Regions from separate parts of the Homo sapiens genome. Here region 2 is linked to region 1. A link is an interaction called in ENCODE POLR2A ChIA-PET data of the cell type or tissue named here. Cell type or tissue: endothelial cell of umbilical vein. All regions are shown on one strand. Each heading gives the region's core, and the rest is flanking DNA. Links, peaks and the distances in the headings are about the cores only.

Region 1 (8,115 bases), core at 2,514-6,513:
TATTAGGAAATAGATTTATTTAGCTTTCAACTTAAGGTTTTTTATTTTTAAAATGTTTTATAAATGAAATCATGCTCACACTTAGTTTTCCAAATGTACTATCTTCTCTGCAAGAGCAGACAGAACCTTTGAGCATGCATGCCTTCCCATCCTCCCAGTCTTCAGTCATGAACATGTTCATCCTTTCCTCAAAGAAGCCTTCCAAGCTCCCTTCGATCATTTAAATTTATATTTTACTCTCTTATCACACCAAGAATTTCCATAGTAAAAGTTTTCCTTTTACAAGTACAATATTTGTGTTATTATTTGATTAACATCAGTCTTTGTCACAAAAATGGAATTCACTAAGGATAGGAAATGTTGATTTTTACCAACTGTTTTATCCTTAACATTTTAGGATAAATCAAGGAGGATTCAAAAGAGGCACTGAATGAATATCGGATGAATGAATGAATTATTTAAAATGCCACTGAAAACAGAAACATTTATAGGAAAAACAATGCTTTCTCCAAATTGTTTGTCTTTAGCAGGGTTAAAAATCCACTGAATTATATTGATATGAACAAAGCAAAATATACTTCACTTTTTATTTTTAATAAATATTTTTATATTCTTTAAGAATCTCTCCCCTCACTGATCTGTCCCTTGACAGAGAGAGGTGAGTGGCTCAATTTAATTTTTTCTTGTAAATTCATCCCAATTCAATAATGTAAACAATTGTAACTATCTGAGTCTCTGTAGATTTTAGCTCTTCCCCATATCCTCTTTAAGTTGATGTCCAAGTGTTTAAGTCAATATGATTTTGAAAGAGAATATATGAAAATTTGTGAAGAAATTGTTAATAAAACAACTACTTCTAAAAGTGATTTCAATACAGATTATACTCCAAACTCCTAAAGGGTGAATTCCAAGTCTTGTTTTTTTCACTTTTTTCCTTTTATTCAACACAATAACTAGCACATAGTAGTTGCTCAATAAAATTTGGTTAAATGAATGAATTAGAAATACATTATATTAATTAAATTAAGGGGAAACATGAACATTTAAAAGTTTCTGCTGAAAATTATGTGTCTAACCATTATTCACAATGTCTTTTCAGTGCATGACTTTGCTTCAGTTTAAAAAATAGATCTGAAAATCTGATAGCTTCAGTAGATATGAGGCCTAGCAAACATGCCAGATGAATAAAAGAAAACCCAGGTAGTGTGATCAAATTGCAAATCTGATTGTGTTATATAAGAAAAGGGGCTTTTTGATCAAATAGACTGTAAGGATAGAAGTAGAAATAGAGATAAAGATGTTGGAATCCAAAACAGTCTTTCAGTCTGATATCAGAAAAAGTAAAGCAGTAAAGTGAGGTTCTGTTTTCTCTTTTAAGATACAGTAAGATCTGCTGAGAGAGGAAAGCCCAAAATTTAGTTGGAGAAGTGGGATTAAGTATGAATAATTAATAGCCAAACCAGTAAAAGAGGAATATCCATTAGACCTGAGCAGAAACATGCGGGCTGGACTCATTGTAGCCAACAGGAAGATACCCAACCAGGCTGGAAGGGCAAGATACCTGGCAATCCTGAGGACAGGTGTTTGGTGACAGTCCAGGTTGCCTTTTCAGTGCAGATAAACAGATGGTCTCTGCTCTCAATAGGCAAAGAGCAGTGGTTCTCAAGCTTTAGTGTGCAACACCCAGAAAGCTCATTTTAAATGCAGATTCATAGGACTCCTCCTTAGAGGTTCTAATTCCTTAGGTTTAGGTTATGCCTCAGAATCTATGTTTTTATCTAGCACCCATGGAAATTCTGATGCCCTATTACTTTTTCAAAAACACTGAAGTACGAAGAAACATTAGTCTTTTTTCAAGTAAATTGAACTTTTGCTTATGAATGATTACCTAAAATGTACATAATGACATAAATAGAACTCTTGAATTATAGATATTTTAGGTCCTTCTACACTTAGGACACATTTAAGATACATAGGTTAAGATATTTACCTGAATTTCAATTTTGAACGATTTTTCTATAGCAAACAAAAAAGCAGTTTATCCCTCATTTAAACTTTGAACAATCTAAGAAGTCTAAGTTTTCTTTTTGTCAGAAACTCATTATGGTCAGTTTAACATAAGCTTTCTGAACATAACAAGGAAGACCTTGCTAGCGCAATGGCCTATGGATGCATAGTTCCATGGGGAATTTCTTGAATGGAATTCAATTTTCCTTAGACTGGAACTACTTGCCACACTAAAATCCTGCATTAGAGGCTAGGAAATTTTCTTTCTGTTTCTGCATCTCTGAAATATTTCACTAGAAAGCCTAGATTAAGCACAATTTTGTCTTTTGTATTCTCCGTCATTATGTAGTGGACTTTTGGTAAACATTCTGAAGAAAGGCATGCATTTGACATACAGCGACATCTAATTTCACTTATGATAATTTTGACTTCTTACAGATTGTTGTTAAAGCTGGAGATCATCTTAAAGTAATTTAATCAAATCTTACTTTACAATGGAAACAATTTAGGTAGAGAGACATGCCTAACATAATTCTGTCTAAATCAGGACTCCTGATTTATACATATAAGGTTTTATTTTGCATTTAACTGTTCTATCTCCAAAATTATAGTATTTATTCTTATATTATTTAATAGGTTTACTTTTTTCATAATTTGGAAAACATCAGTCTTTCGGGTCTATTTTATGGTAATGTACTATTTGTCGGAGTGTCAAAATGACTTAATTGCTAACTGTGCTCAGCAAAGTGTTTAGAAGAGAATTCTCGAGTGTTGTCAACGTCAACGTGCAATACATTTGTTCACACGAGCAAAATGTTGGTGACAAGTTTTGAAAATGTTGGATCTTTTAAATTTAAATTTCTAAAGAAGTTTTAAATTTTTAAGCTTAAAGAAAAATATTACATAGAACAATATTGTATTATTTAAGAATACAGTAGTTTATATTTACATATATTAACAGATGAATAACAACTATAAACCTCATAGGCAGTGTTATCAATTAGTGATGTCTTTGGCTCTGAGTAATAAACAAACAAAATATGACCCTAGAGTTGTTTGAATAAATACAGATTTTATTTCATTCTAGTACAGGAAATCTGGGAATAGCAATCTAGAGTTAATTGAGGGCCTTACTGAAATCAGCAAGGTGCCGGACTTTTTCTTAAGCCTTCAGTGTAGTATTGAGCATCTTTGGGGAACTGCTGGAAAGGCATGATTATGTTTTGAAATATGAGAAGGACATGGAATTTGGGAGGGGCCAAGGGCAGAATAATATGATTTGGCTCTGTGTTCCCACCCAAATCACATGACGAATTGTAATCCCCTAGTGTTGAAGGTGGGGCCTGGTGGGAGGTGATTGGATCATGAAGGCAGATTTCCCCCTTATTGTTCTAGTGATAGTGAATGGAAATGCAAAAGGCCATCGGACCTGTGGGGCAAGGGGCTTGGGGCCCTAAATAGCTTGGGGCTACCCTTTACCAAGAGGGAGTACCTTATTTCTAATTCCACAGGTGTCAAATGGGTTAGCAGTGGTCCTCTTTTTCTGTCTTCTTGTTTCACCAGCATAGTAGGTGGCTCTTGCCATTATTGTAATTAGATATGGCTGTTGCACATCTAAGCCTGTGCACATGGGTCCTAGGCAGGAAGAAGAAAGAAGAGTTACAAAGGCTTTTTTCCCAAAGAAGCTTTACTTGGAAAATGAAGCCATTTGACAGAAACTATTGCCAATATCTTACTGTTCATAAGTATGCCATGTGTCATCTATAGATGAAAGGGAGCAAGGGGTAGGCAGAAGTATTTTTAGCTAGTACATTATGATGCTGAGAAAACAATCAAGAGAAGGAAGGGAGAATGGGTAACAGATAGGCAGCTAGAAGAAGCTGCCAAGGGAATAATTAGATGAAGAAGGAGACCAAATCAACATAAGCTTTGGGCCAAGGTTAATAGCACTGCAGATTTTCAGCACAAAGATCAAATCTCAGCAGCAAGATTCTGGTAAAATAAAAGTCTCTCCTTTCATCCATTGCTCCTTCCAATACGGCACAAAGCTTCCCAGACTCAGAATTTGGCTGCCTGCCATATGACTAATATGTGAACCAATTCACTTATCTTCACTTTTATACTATTTCAGTTCCAGTATCAATATGACTTCAGCCTTCTCCATCTTCACAACAGACAAAGAAAAAAGAGTTTGGAAAGTATAATTAAATATTTATAACTTACACTGGTATTTTCTCAGAACAAAAGATTAGTTTTAGTTTGAGAAATGAAAATATTTCTTCATTGATTAGAACTTTATGAATCAAATTAGAAATGAACGTCCATCTTCAAAATTCCTAGAGTTTTCTTTGAAAGAGTAGCTTTGTTTTTTTTTTTAAGTTGTTAAATTTGCTTTTCTGAGTTTTGAATTCTCTAATTGCTAGACTGAGAATATGTCATAAATATGTACATTTGTGACATTTTAATAAAATCCTGCTCAGTAAAGTTACAAAACCTAGATTGATTAAATTAGCACATGTAGATCAAAATAAAAATGAGCTCTTCTTTTTATAACCACTGCATTATTCTGTTCTCACATTGCTATAAAGAACTACCCGAGACTGGGTAATTTATGATGAAAGAGGTTTAATTGACTCACAGTTCTGCAGGCTGTACAGAAAGCATGACTGGGAGGCCTCAGGAAACTTACAATCATGGCAGAAGGTGAAGGGGAAGTGAGCATGTCTTCAGGCCAGAGCAGGAGAAAGAGAGTAAAAGGGGAAGTGCTACACAACTTTATACAACCAGATCTTGTGAGAACTCATTCACTATCACTAGAACAGTAAGGGGGAAATCTGCCTTCATGATCCAATCACCTCCCACCAGGCCCTACCTTCAACACTGGGGGATAACAATTCATCATGTGATTTGCGTGGGAACACAGAACCAAATCATATTATTCTGCCCTTGGCCCCTCCCAAATTCCATGTCCTTCTCTTATTTCAAAACACAATCATGCCTTTCCAGCAGTTCCCCAGAGTCCTAACTCATTCCATCATTAAGTCAAAAGTCCATATCCAAAGTCTCATCTGACATACAGCAAGTCCCTTCTGCCTATGAGCCTGTAAAACAAAAAACAAGCTAGTTACTTCCAAGATACAATGGGGGTACTGGCATTGGTTAAATGCTCCCATTCCAAAATAAAGGAATTGGCCAAAACCAAGGGTCTGCAGGCCCCACCCAAGTCCAAAACCCAGCAGTGCCTCCATTAAATCTTAAAGCTTCAAACTAACTTCCTCTGACTCTATGTCTCACATCCAGGCCACTCTGACACAAAGGATGGACTACCAAGGCCTTGGGCAGCTCTGCCTCTGTGGCTCTGGAAGGCACAGCCCATGCAGCTATTTTCATGGACTGGCATAGAGTGCCTGCAACAGTTCCAGGCACATGGTACAAGCTGTTGGTGGATCTATCGTTCTGGGGTCTAGAATATGGTGGCCCTCTTCTCACAGCTTCACTAATCAGTGCCCCAGTGGGAACTCTATGTGGGGGCTCGAACCCCACATTTCCCCTCTGCACTTCCCTAGTAGAGTTTCTCCGTGAGGGCTCTACCCCTGTAGCAAACTTCTGCCTGGACATCCAGGTGTTTCCATAATCCTCTGAAATGTAGGTGGAGGCTCCCACTCCTCAACTCTTGTCTTCTGTGCACCCACAGGCCCAATACCACGGGGAAGCCACCAAGGCTTGGGGCTTACACCCTTTCAAGCAATGGTTGGAGCTGCACCTTGGTCCCTTTTAGCCATGGCTGGAGCTGGAGAGTCTGGGATGCCAGGCACCATGTCTCAAGGCAGCACAGAGCAGCAGGGCCCTAAGCCTGGCCCATGAAACCATTTTTCCCTCCTAGGCCTCCAGGCCTGTGATGGGAGGGGCTGCCATGAAGGTCTCTGAAATGCCCTGGGGGCATTTTCCCCATTGTCTTGGCTTTTAACATTTGACTCCTCTTTTCTTATGCAAATTTCTGTAGTTGACTTGAATTTCTCCTGAGAAAATAGCTTTTTATTTTCTATCACATGGCCAGGCTGCAAATTTTCCAAGCTTTTATGCTCTACTTCCCCTTTAAATATAAGTTCCAAATTCAGGTCATTTCTTTGTTTCTGCAAATGAGCATAGGCTTTTAGAAGCAGCCAGGCCAAATCTTACATGCTTTTGCTCCTTTGAGATTTGTTCCAGCAGATACCCTAAATCATTTCTCTCAATCTCAAAGTTCCACAGATCTCTAGAGTGAGGCACAATGCCACCAGTCTCTTTGCTAAAGCATAACAAGAATGACCTTTACTCCAGTTCCCAATAAGTTCCTCATCTCCATCTGAGACCACCTCAGCCTGGACTTCATTATCCATGTAACTATCAGAATTTTGGTCACAACCATTCAACAGGTCTCTAGAATGCTTCAATCTTCTCAATTTCCTGCCTTCTTCTGAGCCTTAAAAACTGTCCTAACTTCTGCCCATTACCCAGTTCCAAAGCTGCTTCCACATTTTTAGGTATCTTTATAGCAAGACCCAACTCCTGATTTCAATTTTCTGTATTAGTCCATTTTCACACTGCTATAAAGAACTACCTTAGACTGGGTAATTTATGAAGAAAAGAGGTTTAATTGACTCACAGTTACACAGGCTGTACAGGAAAGCTGTCTGAGAGGCCTCAGGAAACTTACAATCATGGCCAAAGGTAAAGGGGAAGTAAGCACATCCTCACATCAGAGCAGGAAAGAAAGTGTAGGAGGAAGTAGTACACATTTTTAAACAACCAGACCTTGTGAAAACTCACTCACTATCACAAGAACAGCAAAGGAGAAGTCTGCCCCCATGATCCAATCACTTCCTACCAGGCCTCACCTTCAACATTGCAGATTACAATTCAACAGGAGAGTTGAGTGGGGACAGACAGCCAAACCATATCAACCACAGAAATATTTTCCGAACCACTTGGATTTTAGATTTCAGTAAAACTTACCTGAATTATTTGTACTCATTAATTAACAGTGAAAGTTTAGTTAAATTATGTGATAAAGGGACCCTATAAAATAAAATAAAACACTTTTGGCACCTGGGAATGTAGACACAATGCATATTTATTTTATTTTGTATGTTATTATTAAAGAGTTGATATGGTTTGGCTGTGTCCTCACCCAAATATCACCTTGAATTGTAATGATCCCCACATGTCAAGGATGGGACCACGTAGAGATAGTTGAATCATGGTAGCAGTTTCCCCCCTACTGTTCTCATGGTAGTGAATAGGTCTCATGAGATCTGAGGGATTTATAAGTGGGAGTTCCCCTGCAAAAGCTCTCTTGCCTGCCGCCATGTAAGATGTGACTTTGCTCCTCATTTGCCTTCTGACGTGATTGTGAGGCCTCCTCAGCCATGTGGAGATGTCAGTCAATTAAACCTCTTTCCTTTATAAATTACCCAGTCTCAGTTTTATCTTTATTAGCAGAATGAGAACAGATTAATACTCTTGTATTAGTATAATATCACATAGAACTCTAATTTATCTTCCACACAAAAAGAGTAGTTAAAATATCTGTGAAAAATAATACACTGAAATGTAAAGGGAAAAATATTTTGAACATATTGATCTTATATCCAGCAATGCTGCTAAGCAATTTTTTAAAAATCATCTTTTCTACAAATAATGACAACTCTAATTTCTGATGCTGTGTGTTAATTTTCTTTTACAATTTACTAAGTAGAATTCACAATAAAATGTTAAACAGAAATAACACAGGTACATTTTTCCCATTTCTGAGTTCAAGGGAAATGCTGTTAAAATATTATCATTAAGTATGAGTTTCCCATATTATTTAGTTTTATGGGTGTGTTAGTCATGTTGGGATCCCATGACTGGGTGGCTTTAAACAGCATGTATTTGTCACAGTTTTGGAGAACGAAAACTCCAAGATCAAGGTGCTAGCAGATCAAGGTGCCACCAGTGTCTGGTGAGGACCCTCTTCCTGGTTGACAGATGGCTATGTTCTTGTTGTGTCTTCACATGGCAGTGTCTAAGTCATCTCTCTTGTGTCTCTTCTCATTAGGGCACTAATCCCATTTATGAGGACTCTAC
Region 2 (8,115 bases), core at 2,252-6,251, 760 kb before region 1:
GTTCAGATTTTTTTTTTTTTTCTGTGAAGATTGTCATTGGTATATTGATAGGTATTGTGTTAAATCTGTAGGTTACTTTGGGTAGTGTGGATGCTTTAATAATATTAATATTAATGCTTTCAATTCATGAACATGTGAGATCTTTTCATTTATGTCTTCAATTTTTTTTCATTAATATTTTAAATTTTAAGTGTACAGATATTTTACCTCTTTGGTTAATTTTACTCCTGAGTATTTTTTTGTAGGTATTATAAATGAGATTGTTTTCTTATTTTCAGATATTTTGCTGTTAGTGCATAAAAATAGTACTGATTTTTGTATGTTGATTTTGTATCCTGAAACTTAATGAACTTTTTTATTATTAATAGTTCTAACCATATTGAGTAATGTCTTTAGAGTTTTCTACATATATAATTATGTTTTCTGCACACAGAGAGAACTTAACTTCTTTCTTTCCAATTTAGATGATTTTTATTTCCTTCTCTTGCTTACTTGATCTGGCTAGAGTTTCCAGTACTATATTGAATGGAAGTAGCGCACCAGGCATCCTGCCTTGTTCTAATGTCAGTGGAAAAGTCTTTAGCTGTTCCCTGTTAATTATGTTAGCTGTGCGTTTGTCATATATGATTTTTATTATGTTGAGGTACATTCCTTCCGTACCTAACTTGTTGAGAGTTTTTATGGTGAAAATATTTTGAATTTTATCAAATGCTTTTTCTGCACTTATTGAAATGATTGTGTGGTTTTTGTCTGTCATTCTGTTAATATGATGTGTCATATTTATTTATTTACATATGTTGAACTATCCTTTCATCACTAGGATGAATCCCTCTTGATTTTTTTTTTTTTTTTGAGACAGTCTTGCTCTATCACCCAGGGTGGAGTGCAGAAGCGCAATCTTGGCTCACTGCAGCCTCTGCCTCCCGGGTTCAAGTGATTCTCCTGCCTCATCCCTAGTAGCTGGGACTACAGGCACATGCCACCACGGCCAGCTAATTTTTGTATTTTTTTTTTTTTTTTTAGTGGACCATGTTAGTCAAGTTGGTCTCAAACTCCTGACCTCAAATGATCCACCTGCCTCGACCTCCCAAAGTGCTGGGATTACAGGCATCAGCCACCACACCAAGCCACAAATGATCTTTTTAATGTGCTGTTAAATTTAGTTTGCTAGTATTTTCTTTAGGATTTTTGCATCTCTGTCCATCAGAGATATTGGTCTGTAGTTTTATTAATAGTGTCTTTGCCTGGCTTTGGTATTAGAGTGAGACTGGCTTTTTATTATAGGTTTGGAAATATTCTTTCCTCTTCTGTTTTTTGGATGAGTTTAAGAAGAATTGGTATTTAATTATTCTTTAAATGTTTAATATGATTAAGCAGTTAGTATCTTGATCTCCTCTGTAAATTAAAAAAAAAAAGTAGCTAAGCCATCAGTTCCTGGGCTTTTCTGTGATGGGATAGTTTTCATCACTGATTTGATCTCCTTACTAGTTACTGTATCTTACTGTATGCATCAAGGGCTTTATTCATTTCTTCCAGGTTATTCATTTTGTTGGTGTAGAATTGTTCACAATTACCTTTTTTTTTTTTTTTTTAAGACGGAGTCTCGCTCTGTCGCCCAGGCTGGAGTGCAGTGGCGCAATCTCGGCTCACTGCAAGGTCCGCCTCCAGGGTTCACGCCATTCTCCTGCCTCAGCCTCCCGAATAGCTGGGACTACAGACGCCCGCCACCACGCCCAGCTAATTTTGTGTATTTTTAGTAGAGACGGGGTTTCACCGTGTTAGCCAGGATGTTCTCAATCTCCTGACCTCGTGATCCGCCCATCTCGGCCTCCCAAAGTGCTGGGATTACAGGCATGAGCCACAGCGCCCGGCCACCTTTTATTCTTTGTATTTTACTTGTATCAATTGTAACGTCTCCTTTCATTTATTTGAGTCTTCTGTCTTTTCTGTTAGCTTAGCTAAAGGTTTATTGGTTTTGCTTACTTAAAAAAAAAAACAAAAACAAAAACAAAAAAACCTCTTGGTTTCCTTTAATTTTTTCTATTGGCTTTCTACTTTCCATTTCATTAGTTTCTGCTTAGATATTTATTATTTTCCTTTTTCTACTAACTTTGGGCTTAGTCTTTTCTTGTTTTTCTAGTATCCTGATTTTCAACATTTTGTGATCTTTCTCATTTTTTGATGTCGGTGTTTCTTCTATAAACTTCCCCTTTTGAACTGCTGTTGCTGTTTCCCATAGGTTTTGATATGTTATGTTTCCATTTTCTTTTGTCTCTGGATTTTTTTTTTTTTTTTGACGGAGCCCAGGCTGGAGCGCAGTGGCGCCATCTCGGCTCACTGCAACCTCCGCCTTCCAGGTTCAAGCGATTCTCCTGCCTCAGCCTTCCGAGTAGCTGGGTTTACAGACATGCACCACTACGCTTTCCTAATTTTGTATTCTTAGTAGAGACGGGGTTTCTCCATGTTGGTCAGGCTGGTCTCAAACTCCCGACCTCAGGTGATCTGCCTGCCTCGGCCTCCCAAAGTGCTGGGATGACAGGCATGAGCCATTGCACCCAGCCAGAAATTTTTTTTTTAATGATTTTTTTTTTTTTTTTGACAAGGTCTTACTCTGTCACCCAGGCTCTAGGGCAGTGGTATGATCACAGCTCACTGCAGCCTCAGCCTTCATGGGCATAGGTGATCCTCCCACCTCAGCCTCCCAAAGAGCTGGGACTGCAGGCACACACCACCATGTGTAGCTAATTTTTGTATTTTATATAGAGACAGAGTTTTACTATGCTGCCTAAGCTTGTCTTGAACTCCTGGGCTCAAGTGATCTGCCCGCTTCAGCCTCCCAAAGTGCTGGAATCATAGGCATGAGCCATTATTCCCCCCAACCTGATGAAATTTTTAATTTTACTTTTAATTTCTTCATTGATCCATTGGTTGTTCATGAGCATGTTGTTTAATTTCCATGTATTTGTGAATTTTTTGAAGTTTCTTCCGTTATTTCTAATTTTATACCGTGTCATCAGAAAATATATTTGATACAATTTCAATCTTATTAAAGTTGTTAAAATTTGTTTTGTGGCCTAACATGATCTGTCCTGGAGAATGTTCCAGGTGCAGTTGAGAATAATATGTATTCTTCAGCTGTTAATTAGATTTAGTTGATCTAGATTATATTTTAAGTCGGATGTTTCCTTATTGGTTTTCTGTCTGGATGATCTGTTTATTGCTGAAAGTGGGCTGTTGAAGTCTATTACTATTTCTGTATTGTAGTCCATCTCTCCCTTCAAATCTGTTAACATTCGCTTTATATGTTTAATTGCTATGCTGTTGGGTGCATATATATAATTCTTATATTCTCTTGCTGAATTGACCCCTTTATCATGATATAATGATGTTCTTGTCTCTTTTTACACTTTTTGACACATTGTGTATTTTATCTGATTTAAGTTTGGTTATTTCTACTCTCTTTTGGTTTCCACTGCAGGAATATATTTTTTCACTCATTCACTTAAAGCCCATGTGTGTCTCTACAAGTAAAGTGAGTCTCTTTAGGCAGCATATAGATGGCTCTTGTACTTTAATCCATTCAGCCACTCAGTCTTTTGATTAGAAAATTTAATCCATTTACATTCTAGATAATTATTGATAGGTAAGTACAAACTACCACCATTTTGTCCATTTTGTTAGGTTTTTTTAGTTGTTTCATAGATCTTTTGCTTTTTTACTTCCTCTCTTGCTTTTTTTTTTTTTTTTCCTTTTTGAGACAGTCTCACTCTGTCGCCCAGGCTGCAATGCAGTGGCACCGTGCCGTGTCGGCTCACTGCAACCTCTGTCTCCTGGGATCAAGCAATTCTCCTGCCTCAGCCTCCAAAGTAGCTGGGATTACAGGCGCCCACCACCACGCTCGGCTAATTTTTATATTTGTAGTAGAGACAGGATTTCACCATGTTGGTCAGGCTGATCTCCAACTCCTGACCTCAGGTGATCCCAAAGTGCTGGGATTACAGGCATGAGCCACCATGCCTGGCCTCTTGCTTTCTTTTTTGTGGCTGATTTTATGTAGTTGTATGTTTTACTTTTTTGCTTTTTATTTTTTGTGTATCTACTATAGGATTTTGCTTTGTAGTTAACATGAGGCTTACAAAAACATATAACTGGTTATGTAAAGCTGATAACAATATAACTTTATTTCAAAAACAATACAAAATAAGAAAAAAAAAACATAACTCTGGTTGCTCATGGATAAGCAGAACCCAGAACAGACTGGTGCAAGAGAGAAGGGAACCCAGCTCCACATTTGTGGCCTGAAGCTCTGGACTGATTGGCAAAAATTTTAAAGCTGACAATACTGGAAGAGAACCTTTGATCAAAAACACTAGAAATTGATAGAGACGTGATACAGACACCATGATCAAAAAGAGAGGAAGCTCGGATGTCTGCTCAAAGTAGTTGGGCAACAGGACTGGCCCCTGGACTCAAAACAGACATAAGGAAGTGATGAGTGAAGGAACCTTGGGCACCACATGCCCACTGTGGACCTCTGAGATCCTAGCTACAGGAGTTCTTATGACCTCCATAGACCTTTAAACTGGCAGGAAGAGCTGCCCAAAGAACAGACAGAGGCACAATTTGTACCTATGTGGAGCCAGAAGGTTTTGCTGCATTGCGTTGTTTCAGCAAAACGTTACCATAGATGTCCATCTCTCAAGGCTCTCCATCTTGTGCTGAGTGGCTACAGCTCCTGCTGTCTGCTGGTCCAGGAGAGAGCAGGGCCACCACTGCTGCAGGACTGAGGTGCATCTGATCCATCCACCCCCTTGCCTGTTGACCTCTTCCAAGACCACCTGCCTGGCTGCTCCCACAGGAGAGTGCCTACAGCACAGATTCCACCGCCCCCATCTGAGTGCTTTGCTGTTGGCTTGGAGGCAGTTTGCCCCTCAGAATAGCCAGTGCAATAACTGAGGGGCCAGTGGACAAACCCACGGGTATGGTCCCAGTTCCTCAGGACTGGAAAGCACTTCTGAGGGATATAGAACTGAGATCTATGGCCTGAGCATGAACAAGGACGATGACCTCCCCTCTCCCCAGCTCTAAGAATACAGAGGACTGTGTCATGGCTTTGTGTGCCAGTATGGGAGCTGGGCATCCCTCCCTTCATAAGACCAGCCCAGGAAGGAGATGTCATGATAAATGTCTTCTTCCTTGGGAGTCCTGTGGTCTAGAATGTCTGGAATGACTCTGCGATCTAGGCTTGGAAGAAGCCTAGTTGGTCAGGCCTGCTCCCATGGCAGAGATTGGAGGGAGATCCATTGGGTTGGGGGACTGCAAGTTGAACTGGCCTCACTGCATTGGCTGGGCTGAAAACCCTGGGCTGTGGGCACTACACTAGTTACAAACCCATGGTGCCACTACCCTGCCTAAGGATGCTCTGCCCTTGAACCCACTGCATCACCAGACCACCTGCAGACATACCATGCAATCTGCTTTGACTCCGGCAAGCACAGGGGACTGATGGTCCCCTGGGAGTTGCATGCCTCCTGGTGACCTCCTTCAACATGGACTATCCCTAAGAGAGGGGGTGAATGCAGCCTACTAAAATCTTCCTTTAGGACAAAGGAAATGGGTGCAGCACCAGCAGTTAAAGGGGACAACACCAAGGTCTAGGAATGGACATGGAAAGGGAGTCATCTTTTGCCTCCGGTCTCCACACTGGAGCACTGCTGCAGACCCACTGAAATACTGAAGGTATGAGCATGGCAGAGTAAGAGCCTACTGAGCCTTACCCTTAAATGCCATCTACTGGACTGACACTTGAATTATACCACCAAACAAAAATATATTGTGTTTACGCCCAAGGCCTGTAAAACCCACCACAGGAACCTGTCTACAGCAAAGGAACCCTTACAGAGTCTTGGCCCTCTGAAAAAAAACATACAAGCAGCTAACAAACATATGAAAAAATGCTCAACATCACTAATCAGAGAAATGCAAATCAAAACCACAATGAGATACCATCTCACACCAGTCAGAATGGCTATTATTAAAAAGTAAAAAATAACAGAAGTTGGCCAATCTGCAGAGAAAAGGGAATGCTTATAACTGTTGGTGGGGATGTAAATTAGTCCAGTCCCCGTGGAAAACAGTTTGGAGATTTCTCAAAGAACTAAAAATAGAACAACCATTCAACCCAGCTATCTCATTACTGGGTATATACCCAAAGGAAAATAAATTGTTCTACCAAAAAGACACCTTCACTCATATGTTTATTGCAACACTATTCACAATAGTAAAGGGATGGAAGCAACCTAGATGCCCATCAGTGGTGGATTTGATAAAGAACATGTGGCACAGATACACCATGGAAAGCTGTGCAGCCATAAAAAAGAATGAAATCACGTCAATCATGTTCCATGTAACAACATGGATGTGGCTGGAGGTCATTGTCATTATCCTAAGAAGATTAATGCAGAAACAGAAAACCAAATACCACATATTCTTATGTATAAGTGGGACTTAAACCTTAGGAACACATGGACATAAAGATGGGACAATAGACAACAGAGACTCCAAAATGAGGGAGGGAGGAACGGGGGCAAGTGCTGAAAAACTAACTTTTGGGTCCTATTTTCACTGTCTTGGTGACAGGATCAATAGAAGCCTGAATCTTGGTTTCATGTAATATACCCTTATAACAAACTGGTACATGTACCACCTGAATTTAAAATTAAAATAAATAACACAAAAAATGCAGTTTTCTTCCACTAGTCTCATCATATTTTGAATTTTGATGTTACCATTTGCATATTTTATATTGCACATCTCTTAAATTATTGTAACTATTATTTTTAATGGTTTTGTGTTTTATATCTTATATTTAAGATATAAATAACTTATGCAGCACTATTAGAGTATTAGTTAATCTGAATTTGTGTACTTACTTGTACCAGTATTTTATACTTTCTGAATATTTTCATATTACTCATTGGCATTTTCTTTCATCTTGAATAATTACCTTTAGCAGTTTTTGTAAGACAGGTCTCATGGTGATGAAGTCACTCAGCTTTTGTTTGTACTTCATTTCTGAAGTACAGACTTGCTTAGTACAGCATTCTTGGTATTCAGGGTATTTTTCCTTCTAGGCTTTGAATATGTCATCTCAGTATCTCTTGGCTTGTAAGGTTTCAGCTAAGAAGTGTGCTGCTTGTAGTATTGGAACTCCCTTATATGTTGTCTCTTTTATCTTTCTGCTTTCAGAATACTCTCTTTGTCTTTGATATTTGACAATTTGGGCAGTCTTATTTTGGCTAAATCTGCTTGGAGAACATTTAACTTCTTGTACCTGGATCTTTACATCTTTATTCAGGTTTGGAAATTACCTACTACTATCTTGTTAAAGAAATTTTCTATCCTATTATGTTTCTCTTCTTTTTCTTTAACACCTATGACATGAAAGTTTGTTTAGATATTCTTCTTTAAATCTCATAAGTTTTTTCATTTCTTTTCATTTTTTCTCCTCTGCATTTGTTTAAATAACATATCTTTGAGCGCACGTTATTATTATTATTATTATTATCTTGTTGGATCAATTCTGCTCTTGATGCTTTCTACTGCATTTTTTTCATTTATTGTAGTTTTCTTCTCTGGGATTTCTGTTTGGTTTTTTAAAAGTATATGTTCATTAAATTTCTCATTCCGTTCACATGTTTTTCTTATTTTACTGGATTGTTTCTCTGGATCCTCTTGAAGTCCTCTGAGCTTTCTTAAAACAGTTTGAATTTTGTCAGGCAGTTTATACATCCTCATTTATTTAGGTTTAGCCATTGATACCATATTTTGTCTGTTTGGTAATGTCTTGTTTTTCTAATTATTCTTCATCCTTGTGATTGAGCATTGATGTCTGCTCATTTGAAGAAGTAAGACCTATTCCAGTCCTCATGGACTGGCTTTGTCTGGGAAAGCCCTGAGGTATATGTGGCACTAGGGTGCATTAGAAACCTGGGACAATTGTGGTCAGCACAGCACTGCCAGAACCCTGGGGACTACAACAGCAGGTGTGACTCCTGGGGTGGACTGCAAACTCAGTGCGCCTGTAGTGGGCATGGCATTGCCAGATGCTCAGGG

Evidence for each region. ChIA-PET counts read pairs that join two places held together with the same protein. Peaks named below come from ENCODE experiments on the same cell type or tissue, not always from the same donor. Only the 100,000 strongest peaks of a DNase experiment are listed, where the experiment ranks them.
Region 2: POLR2A ChIA-PET joins it to region 1 with 6 read pairs; 2 of 35 experiments call an interaction of 5 or more read pairs at or near these places.

What each region holds. Positions count from the first base shown.
Region 1 is chr4:91,321,615-91,329,729 of GRCh38, forward strand. The region is part of intron 10 of CCSER1 (coiled-coil serine rich protein 1); the gene reads left to right. It overlaps LOC124900733 (a long non-coding RNA gene), which reads right to left and starts at 3,587. Exons shown (of 4, transcript XR_007058191.1): 1 at 3,500-3,587. In endothelial cell of umbilical vein, for the core only: no CTCF peak of the experiment used is centred there; a DNase peak (open chromatin) is centred at 4,087.
Region 2 is chr4:90,565,029-90,573,143 of GRCh38, forward strand. The region is part of intron 5 of CCSER1 (coiled-coil serine rich protein 1); the gene reads left to right. Among named protein-coding and RNA genes, the nearest start is that of CCSER1, 440 kb to the left of the region's middle. In endothelial cell of umbilical vein, for the core only: no CTCF peak of the experiment used is centred there; no DNase peak of the experiment used is centred there.